Regions from separate parts of the Homo sapiens genome. Here region 1 is linked to region 2. The links are chromatin contacts, found by Hi-C or POLR2A ChIA-PET in ENCODE. All regions are on one chromosome and are shown on one strand. Each heading gives the region's core, a stretch centred on a gene start or an enhancer-like site at or near the end of the contact. The rest is flanking DNA. Distances are from core to core; before and after follow the strand shown. Region 1 has its middle 30 kb from the start of LINC01993. Region 2 overlaps SYNGR2 (synaptogyrin 2).

Region 1 (4,835 bases), core at 277-2,776, 140 kb after region 2:
AGGAGGATTGCTTGGGGCCAGGAGTTCAAGGCCAGCCTGGGCAACATGGTGAGACTACACCTCTACAAAAAAAAAAAGAAAAGAAAAAATTAGTTGGGCATGGTGGTGTGTGCCTGCAGTCCCAGTTAGGAGGCTGAGGCCAGGGGATCACTTGAGCCTAAGAGTTCGAGGTTGCAGTGAGCAGTGATTGTGTCACTGCACTCCAGCCTGAGTGACGACAGCCTGAGTGACAGAGTGAGACTCTGACTCTTAAAAAAAAGTTAAAAAAAAAAAAAAAGGATAAGTCTGGAAACTGCTTTACTGCATCCTCTGTTTCAGATCTCCTCAGGTTGCAAACAAGGTGTCAGCTGGGCTGGGTTCTCATCTGGAGGCTCAACCGAGGAAGGCTCTGCTTCCAGAGCCATGCTAGTTATTGTCAGATTTCATATTCTTGCTGCTGTGTGCCTAAGGGCCTGAGGTTTTTGCTGGCTGGAGGCTGGAGACCACCTGCAGTTCCTAGAGGCTGCCAGCACTTCCTCACCTCATGGGCTTCCTCAATGTGGCTGCCTACTCCACCAAGCCAATGAGGAGGATCTCAGTCCAGTCAGCTAAGTTGGAGTCTTTTCTAATGTAATGTAATCATGAGAGTGATGTCATCATCTTTGCCGTGTTCTATTGGCTAGAAGAAACTCCTAGGCTTTGCCTACATGCCCAGAGGAGCTTACCCAAGGGTGACTGCTTGCAGTCATTTTAAGGTATGTCCACAGTTACTGATGGGGGTTTTCTTTGGCCAGAGCCTTGCTGGCTCTAAAGAGGGAGAGGGTCTCTGCCTCATGACTGGGTGCCCCATGACATGCATTTCCTGATCTCCATCCAGTTTTCTACAGCAGTGAGAGCTAAGAAGACTGGTTTCCCAACAATTAGGCTTTTTTCCCAGTTAAGATGGAATAGTCCCATTTGAATCATGCACGTTTGTTGGTTAACATGATTCTAACCCAATTCCTACAAAATAATGACTCTGGTACCACAATTGAGCTTACTGTGTGCCAGACACCAAATTAGGTACTTAAAAAAAATTGAGATGCAATTCCATTACGTTGCCCTGGCTGGTCTTGAACTCCTGGGTTCAAGTGATTCTCCAGCCTCAGCCTCCCTAGTAGCTGGGATTACAGGTGAGCGCCACCATGCCCGGCCTAATTAGGGACTTTAATTCATTATCTTATTTAAGAATCACAACAGCCTTATGAGTAGGTATTATTATTTTCAGGGAATATTCCTTCTGAGGCACGGAACACACAAGTGAAGTGTCCAAGGTCAGCTAATAGCTGTCAGCCAGGGCTTTTTGAAGCCAGTGTAAACTGCCCGAAGCAATTAGCAGGAGGTTGTATCACTGGCTCCCATGCAGAAACACAAAGGCTTAGAGCTGGGCCTCAGGCACAGTTGGATCTAGATTCACCAGTGATGTCACCTGGAAACTGTCCCTCTCCATCTCCCAGGTCGGCTTTCCTCTGCCATAGCTTCGCCCTCAGGCAGGCTCTCTCTAGCGGTAGCAGAAATGGCTGCAGCCAGCTCCAGGAAAAGGCCGGGGCTGGATGGCCTTGGCCTGGTTGGGTCTTGTCCCAACCGGGTCTGGACCAACTAGGGTGTGCATGCGGTGTTTGACCAGCCCTGAGCAGGTCAGGCCCATCGCTGAGCCACATACAGCAAGAGTGATGAAGGGGTAGAATCCAAGATGCTTCCACAAAGAGAAGAGAAAGTGGGTGCTGAGCAGGCAACAGCACTGGATGGCAGCCTGGGGACAGAACTAGATTCCAATCCAGTTCCATCTGACTCCAGGGTGCTGCTGTCAGTCACTGTGCTGAGAAGAGTCCCGGGTGTGGCCAGGACCTGTACTGGGTGCCAAACTCACTCCCAGGCGAGTCCTTCCCGGAAGGGGGGCACCGTGAAGGCACAGGCCCTCTGTAGAAAATAGGACACGGGCGGGGGAACAGCTTGCTTCTTTTTTTTTTTTTTTTTTTTTTTTTTTTAGAGATAGGATCTCACTCTGTCATCCAGGCCAGAGTGCAGTGGCATGATCATACCTCACTGCTCCCTGGAACTCCAGGGCTCAAGTGATCCTCCCATCTCAGGTTTCCAAGTGGCTGGGACTATAGGTGCAGCACGTCACCATGCCTGGCTAATTTTCTTTTCTTTTCTTTTTTTTTTTTTGAGACCGAGTTTTGCTCTTCTCGTCCAGGCTGGAGTGCAATGGTGTGATCTCCACTAACTGCAACCTCCACCTCCCGGGTTCAAACAATTCTCCTGCCTCAGCCTCCCAAGTAGCTGGGATTACAGGCACCCACCACCATGCCCAGCTAATTATTGTATTTTTAGTAGAGACAGGTTTTCACCATGTTAGCCAGGCTGGTCTTGAACTCCTGACCTCAAGTGATCCACCTGCCTTGGCCTCCCAAAGTGCTGGGATTACAAGCATGAGCCACCACACCCAACCTTTTTTTAGAGACAGGGTCTCACTCTGTTGCCCAGGCTGGCCTCGAACTCCTGGGCTCCAGCGATCCTCCCACCTTGACCTCCCACAATGCTGGGATTACAGCATGAGCGTGAGTCACCGTGTCCGGCCTGAGGGGCAGCTTTCTTTCCATGCTAGGGAGAGTAGAGCAGCTGAGTTAAGAATGGCTTCTGTTACCAGCTTTTCCATGACCAGCAGTTATTGCTTGGGAGGATTTGGGATGCTTCTTGTTGCAGGATTTAATCCCTGCAGCAGCCCTGGCAGGTAGGAAACATCACCACCCCCATCAGGAGGGAAGCTCGAGGCTCAAAGTCCTCCAGACCCAGGAGTCATGGGTCTTAATCCCTCACTTAGAGAGGAGAGAACTGAGGGCCAGGGAGGGGAATGACCCCTGAGCTTCCTGTCCCTGTCCTGGGTACCTCTGGTCTCACCTCCAGTCTCCTTTGATTGACATTGTATTTTTAGATGGGTAATACATTCATATGGTTCAAAATTCAGTCGTGAAAAGAGTTTACTGAGAAATGTCTGTCTTTGCGATCGGCCGAATAATGGGCCCCCAAAGGTGCCCATGTCCCGATTCCTGGAACCTGTGACTATGTCACCTTATATGGCAAAAGGGACTTTGCAAATGTGATGAAGCTTAGGCTCTTGAGATGGGAGATTATCCTGGATCATCTGGGTGGGCCCTAAATGTAATCACAGGGGTCCTTCTAAGAAGGAGGTCTGAGAGATCCCTGCCTGCTGACTTTGAAGGTGGAGGGAGAGTGTCTTAGCATGAGCTGCCAGAACAAAATTCCACACTGGGGGCTGAAACAACAGACACTTATTTCTCACCATTCTGGAGGCTGGGAAGTTCAAGGTCAAGGTTGTGGCTGACTCAGTTCCCCGTGAAGTTTCTCTTCTTGACTTGCAGAGTTGCCTTCTTTTTATTTTTTTTTTCAATTATTTATTTATTTATTTATTTTTTGAGACAGAGTCTTGCTCTGTTACCCAGGCTGGAATGCAGTGGTGCGATCTTGGCTCACTATAACATTTGCCTTCCTGATTCAAGCGAGTCTCCCGCCTCAGCCTCCCGAGTAGCTGTGATTACAGGCATGCGCCATAACGCCCGGCTAATTTTTGTAGTTTTAGTAGAGACGGAGTTTCACCACGTTGGCCAGGCTGATCTCGAACTCCTGACCTCAAGTGACCCGCCCACCTTGGCCTCCCAAAGTGCTGGGATTATAGGCCTGAGCCACCATGCCCAGCCTTTATTTTTTACTTTTTGAGACAGGGTCTCCTTCTGTTGCTTAGGCTGGAGTGCAGTGGCACAATCACAGCTTACTGCAGCCTCCACCTCCTGGGCTCAAGCAATCCTCTTGCCTCAGCCTCTGAAGTAGCTGGGACCACGGGCACACACCAGCACACCCAGCTAATTTTCTTATTTTTTGTACAGATGAGGGTCTCACTATGGTGCCCAGGTCGTTCTGGCCTCAAGACATCCTCCTGCCTCAGCCTCAAGAATTGCTGGAATTATAAACATGAGCCACTGCACTTGGCTCACAAATCGTTTTTTAAAATGTATGTTTCCAGGCCGGACACAGTGGCTTACGCCTGTAATCCCAGCACTTTAGGAGGCCAGGGTGAGAGGCCGAGGTGGGCGGATCACCTGAGGTCAGCCTGGCCAACGTAGTGAAACCCCATCTCTACTAAAAAAAAAAAAAAAAATGCAAAAATTAGCTGGGCGTGGTGGTGGGCACCTGTCATCCCAGCTACTCGGGAGGCTGAGGTAGGAGAATTGCTTAAACCCAGAGACAGAGGTTGCAGTGAGCCGAGATCGTGCCACACTGCACTCCAGCCTGGGTGACACAAGACTCCATCTCAAAAAAAAAAAAAAAAAAGTACGTTTCCTAGCATATTTTATGGACATGAAAGCAAATGCTTGCATATACATATACACTTTCTTCTTTCTTTCTTTCTTTTTTTTTTTTTTTTTGAGATGGAGTCTCGCTCTGTCGCCCAGGCTAGAGTGCAGTGGTACAATCTCGGCTCACTGCAACTTCCACCTTCTGGGTTCAAGTGATTCTCCTGCCTCAGCCTCCTGAGTGAGTAGGTAGGATTATAGGTGCATACCACCACACCTGGCTAATTTTTATATTTTTTTAGTAGAGATGGGGTTTCACTATGTTGGCCAGGCTGGTCTCAAGCTACTGACCTCAGGTGATCCGCCCACCTCAGCCTCCCAAAGTGCGGGGATTACAGGCATAAGCCACCACGCCCCGCCAAACTTTCTTCTTTCTACCCCCATACAAATCATAGCATGCCATACACACTCTTCCGCACCTTGATTTTTATCCCTTAATATGTA
Region 2 (4,818 bases), core at 470-2,969:
AAAACCCAAAAGGGGACAGCAGTAGTGGGAGAGGCCAGCATCTGTACACCCCATCAGGGTCCCCGCTGTGTGTGCCCCTCAGGCGGCCACCAGCCCTACCAGGTCCTCCCCTCCCGGCAGGTCTTCGCCTTGATCGTGTTCTCCTGCATCTATGGTGAGGGCTACAGCAATGCCCACGAGTCTAAGCAGATGTACTGCGTGTTCAACCGCAACGAGGATGCCTGCCGCTATGGCAGTGCCATCGGGGTGCTGGCCTTCCTGGCCTCGGCCTTCTTCTTGGTGGTCGACGCGTATTTCCCCCAGATCAGCAACGCCACTGACCGCAAGTACCTGGTCATTGGTGACCTGCTCTTCTCAGGTATCTGCCTGTGGCACCTCCATTTGATCTTGGGGGAGGCATTAACTCTAGGGTTCCGCAGCTGGGAGGGTCTCGGCCTCTCTGGGAGGGGCAGGGAGCAGCTCACTCCTCCAGGGCATTTTTAGGAAAGGGTTTTCAGCTAGTGTTTTTCCGTGCTTGAATGGCACCAGCCCTGCCTGGGGTAGCTAGAAGCTGAGTGGACCTGCAGCACACCCGAGCAGATGGGCTTTGCCTCTGCCCCTTTTGTCCCCTAGGCTGTCTGCTGTGGCCCACCCTGCCAAGGCCCGAGTGTGGGGGACTTTGGAGGTGGCTCCCGGCCCGGCTTCCAAGTCCTCCCCTCCATAGTGTGGAGGCTCCCCCGGGAGGTCCCTGCCCTACCTGCCCGCGTCCCCTCCCAGAGTCCTGGAAAGCCCCTCCCTTTCCATGGAACTGACGCTTCACCCGTCCTCCCCCAGCTCTCTGGACCTTCCTGTGGTTTGTTGGTTTCTGCTTCCTCACCAACCAGTGGGCAGTCACCAACCCGAAGGACGTGCTGGTGGGGGCCGACTCTGTGAGGGCAGCCATCACCTTCAGCTTCTTTTCCATCTTCTCCTGGGTAGGATGGCCAGGGGCCGGTTCTTGGGTCAAGGGTGGTGGAGGGTGGGGTCCCCCACCCACCTGTACCCTGCTGTGCTCCCCCTGCAGGGTGTGCTGGCCTCCCTGGCCTACCAGCGCTACAAGGCTGGCGTGGACGACTTCATCCAGAATTACGTTGACCCCACTCCGGACCCCAACACTGCCTACGCCTCCTACCCAGGTGCATCTGTGGACAACTACCAACAGCCACCCTTCACCCAGAACGCGGAGACCACCGAGGGCTACCAGCCGCCCCCTGTGTACTGAGCGGCGGTTAGCGTGGGAAGGGGGACAGAGAGGGCCCTCCCCTCTGCCCTGGACTTTCCCATGAGCCTCCTGGAACTGCCAGCCCCTCTCTTTCACCTGTTCCATCCTGTGCAGCTGACACACAGCTAAGGAGCCTCATAGCCTGGCGGGGGCTGGCAGAGCCACACCCCAAGTGCCTGTGCCCAGAGGGCTTCAGTCAGCCGCTCACTCCTCCAGGGCACTTTTAGGAAAGGGTTTTTAGCTAGTGTTTTTCCTCGCTTTTAATGACCTCAGCCCCGCCTGCAGTGGCTAGAAGCCAGCAGGTGCCCATGTGCTACTGACAAGTGCCTCAGCTTCCCCCCGGCCCGGGTCAGGCCGTGGGAGCCGCTATTATCTGCGTTCTCTGCCAAAGACTCGTGGGGGCCATCACACCTGCCCTGTGCAGCGGAGCCGGACCAGGCTCTTGTGTCCTCACTCAGGTTTGCTTCCCCTGTGCCCACTGCTGTATGATCTGGGGGCCACCACCCTGTGCCGGTGGCCTCTGGGCTGCCTCCCGTGGTGTGAGGGCGGGGCTGGTGCTCATGGCACTTCCTCCTTGCTCCCACCCCTGGCAGCAGGGAAGGGCTTTGCCTGACAACACCCAGCTTTATGTAAATATTCTGCAGTTGTTACTTAGGAAGCCTGGGGAGGGCAGGGGTGCCCCATGGCTCCCAGACTCTGTCTGTGCCGAGTGTATTATAAAATCGTGGGGGAGATGCCCGGCCTGGGATGCTGTTTGGAGACGGAATAAATGTTTTCTCATTCAGTCTCCAGTCATTGGTTGAGCCACAGCCTAGGGGTTGGAGGAAGACTCCACTCTGGGTACACCCTTAGGGGCTGGCTTTATGGAACTTGTAGTTTGAACAAGGCAGTGGCAATCCGCCCCCTCCAGCCTGCCTGGCTGGCCCCCTTCCCTCTGTCTGGGGTCGCATTCCGCACAAGCCTTTCATCAACATCTTAAAATAGTAACTGTGCTCAGCTTGTAAACAAGATGATTTTTCTGGCCTGCAGTGCCAGGGTCCTGCTGCTCCCTTCCTAGAGTGGGGGTGGGGGTACCTGGGAGTTGTCGGTGAATGCCCCTTTCTTGCACTGAATAGGGGTACCATAGGTAAGACCAGGTTTCTACCTTCCTCCAGGGTCAGCACCTCTGGAGCCTTCCTGGGACACGGCCTTGGCCGTCCAGCCCACCCCTCGGAGATAAGGCCCATCTCTGGAAGAGGTCAAGGCCCTAAAGCAACTTCTGGCTTCTTCTTTTGAGCAATGACAGAGGGAGCTGTCATCGGCAAGTCCCGATTGTTTAAAAATCCCCAGTACGAACTAACAGGGCACTGCTCCCAGCCTCACCCGATGGCTTTGGCTTGGGACACATCACTAGCGAAGGGGAGAGGGAGGCTGGGGAGGCCCTGGGAGTGGTGACCCTGCCTGCACAGGACACACCTTACCCCAGCGATGCTTGCCCCCAAGTGAGCTGCCAACAGCCCATCTCTGAGGCACAGCTGAGAGATGTCTTGACTCCTGAATTACCAAGAGTTTGTTTCACAAACAAAACCTGACCTCACAGGCCCAGCGGGCAGGACAGTGCCTCTTCCTTCCAACTGGGCCCCGGGCTCCTCTGTACACCCATTTTTGTCCTGACACTGGCCCAGACAGGAAGGCAGATGATGTTCTGCTTAGGACACACCCCATGATCATTTCTCAGTTCAAGGGTTGTGGTTAAGAGATCAGTATTACTACAGAAAGATCTGGGGGCCAGGTGCAGTGCCTCACGCCTGTAATCCCAGCACTTTGGGAGGCCGAGGCAGGTGGATCACTTGAGGCCAGGAGTTCGAGACCAGCCTGGCCAACATGGTGAAAACTCGTCTCTACTAAAAATACAAAAATTAGCCAGGTGTGGTGGTACACGCCTGTAATATCGGCTACTTGGGAGGCTGACGGGGGAGAATCACTTCAACTGGGGAAGCAGAGGCTGCAGTGAGCAGGGATTGCGTCACTGCACTCCAGCCTGGGCGACAGAGACCCTGTCTCAAAACAAAAGAAAAAAAGATCTGGAAGAAAATCCCCACCCAAATCAAGTTGGAGCTGTCCATGAGACCCAGGGAAACCCAGGTGAAAGAGAAATGTGCGTCCACCAACCAGTGAATTTTCAATTAGTTAATTTCATAAGCTACAGCAGAGGCGTGGACCCTGCCCTCTCCACACTTGAAGAGATAAGCCCCTGGGATCCAAGTCCCAGCAAGGTTGGTGCCACCCATCTTGGTGAAAGATGCTGTTGTTCCTGTGGAAACCATCACCAGAGGTAGGAAGGGCTTTGAGCCCAAAAGGAAACAAGAGGGCGTGAATCCAGGCCATCCTCAGGGGAGGGTGGGAGCCCATCCCAGGCAGAGAGGCCTAAGCCTCAGTGTGGGCCAAGGCTCAAAGGTGCTGGCACAGGCTTCCCAGGGAGAACAGAAACTCAGCAGTGAAAGCCGCAGAGGGGAAGAAGCAGGCTGATGTCAACAGCGTGGGGCTCTGTCCCTCACCCCAAGGAGAGGGAGTGTGCCAGATCCCAGGCCACCAAGCGGGGCCAGCTCCAGCCTGGGCGATCGTCCCAGCAGCTGAGAGGGAAGCTTTAAGCAGACCAGTGGGTAGGAGAGGAGGGAGCATGCGGCAGGTGGGGCAGCCACACAAAGGAGAGTTCCCAGAAGGCCAAGGTGTGGTCACCCTCCACGCCTCCCGACTTCCTCCTGGAGTGGCTGGGCAGCATGCAGGGCAGCGTCCAGTAGGCGGCAGTGGCAGGAAGGGAGCGGGCGGCCCTCGCAGGTCCCTCAGTTGGCAGGGCTGCATTGCAGAATCTGCTGTGGGGCAAAGAGCTTCCTGGCAGCCACGGCTTCCCCTGGCTTTCCTGGCACTGGGCAGTTCTCTTTGTTGTCCGGCCCGGCAGGCTGGCCTGAGGCCTTCTTGAAGTAGCAGAGCCGACACACGGAGTGGTACTTGTCTGCTCCCCCAATCACCTCGACCTGGCCGCAGGGACAGGGGATGGGTGAAGGGCCAGGACAGGAAGGAGGCAGAGCCATACCCCCACCCCGCCGGCCTGCAGGGAAGGCAGGTGGAGCTACCTCCTTCTCTGTGCCGAGCCTCTTGGTATAGGCGGCTTCCCGGAAGCACTCCATGCACACCGCCGTCAGCTTCACCACGCTCTCGGCCAGCGGCACCAGGTTCAGGATGGCCCCAAATGGCTGCGCTCCCATGGAAAGACAGAGGGCGCTCAGCCACCTTACCAGGTGGGTTTTTCTTTTAAACCCTCTGATTCACAAGCACTGAAGCCAGGAGAGTTTGCTCTGACCTTAGTCCTTCCCCCAACCCCCAGAGCACCATGCCCGGCTCTGTCCCTTTGCCAATTCAAAGCACCTGCCGCAACAGATGGCACGCAGTCTGCACAGACCATGGAGTCCCTTGGCTCAGCCAAGGCCTGAGCAGCTCGGCCGTAACCCTGTGGTGGCTGAGCCCTGGTCACCCAGAGCTGGTGTCTCTGTGCCCATCCAGAAGCCTCTTGCCCTCCTCAATCCCAGCTCCAGACCTGG

The links. A loop is a pair of places that touch in the nucleus more often than their neighbours do. ChIA-PET counts read pairs that join two places held with the same protein, here RNA polymerase II (POLR2A). Pooled maps may share reads with other maps.
Region 1: POLR2A ChIA-PET joins it to region 2 with 13 read pairs in PC-9. The contact joins two enhancer-like sites. A Hi-C loop is called at or near these places in 3 of 50 pooled maps. POLR2A ChIA-PET finds 5 or more read pairs at or near these places in 9 of 52 experiments (Caco-2, GM12878, HEK293T and 4 more).

Annotation. Positions count from the first base shown.
Region 1 is chr17:78,306,510-78,311,344 of GRCh38, forward strand. No RefSeq gene overlaps it. Among named protein-coding and RNA genes, the nearest start is that of LINC01993, 30 kb to the left of the region's middle. RefSeq lists a silencer at 1,869-2,091. Within about 2 kb of position 1,527, at least 6 of the 41 ENCODE cell types and tissues checked have a DNase peak (open chromatin) inside an H3K27ac peak, as active enhancers do.
Region 2 is chr17:78,170,697-78,175,514 of GRCh38, forward strand. It overlaps SYNGR2 (synaptogyrin 2), which reads left to right. Exons shown (of 4, transcript NM_004710.7): 2 at 121-358; 3 at 814-953; 4 at 1,043-2,024. The coding sequence ends at 1,240. It overlaps TK1 (thymidine kinase 1), which reads right to left. Exons shown (of 7, transcript NM_003258.5): 6 at 4,354-4,473; 7 at 3,395-4,254. The coding sequence ends at 4,063. Among named protein-coding and RNA genes, the nearest start is that of SYNGR2, 4.5 kb to the left of the region's middle. RefSeq lists enhancers at 1,177-1,246, 2,067-2,336, 2,527-2,636, 3,197-3,326, 3,627-3,926 and 1 more. Within about 2 kb of position 1,720, at least 27 of the 41 ENCODE cell types and tissues checked have a DNase peak (open chromatin) inside an H3K27ac peak, as active enhancers do.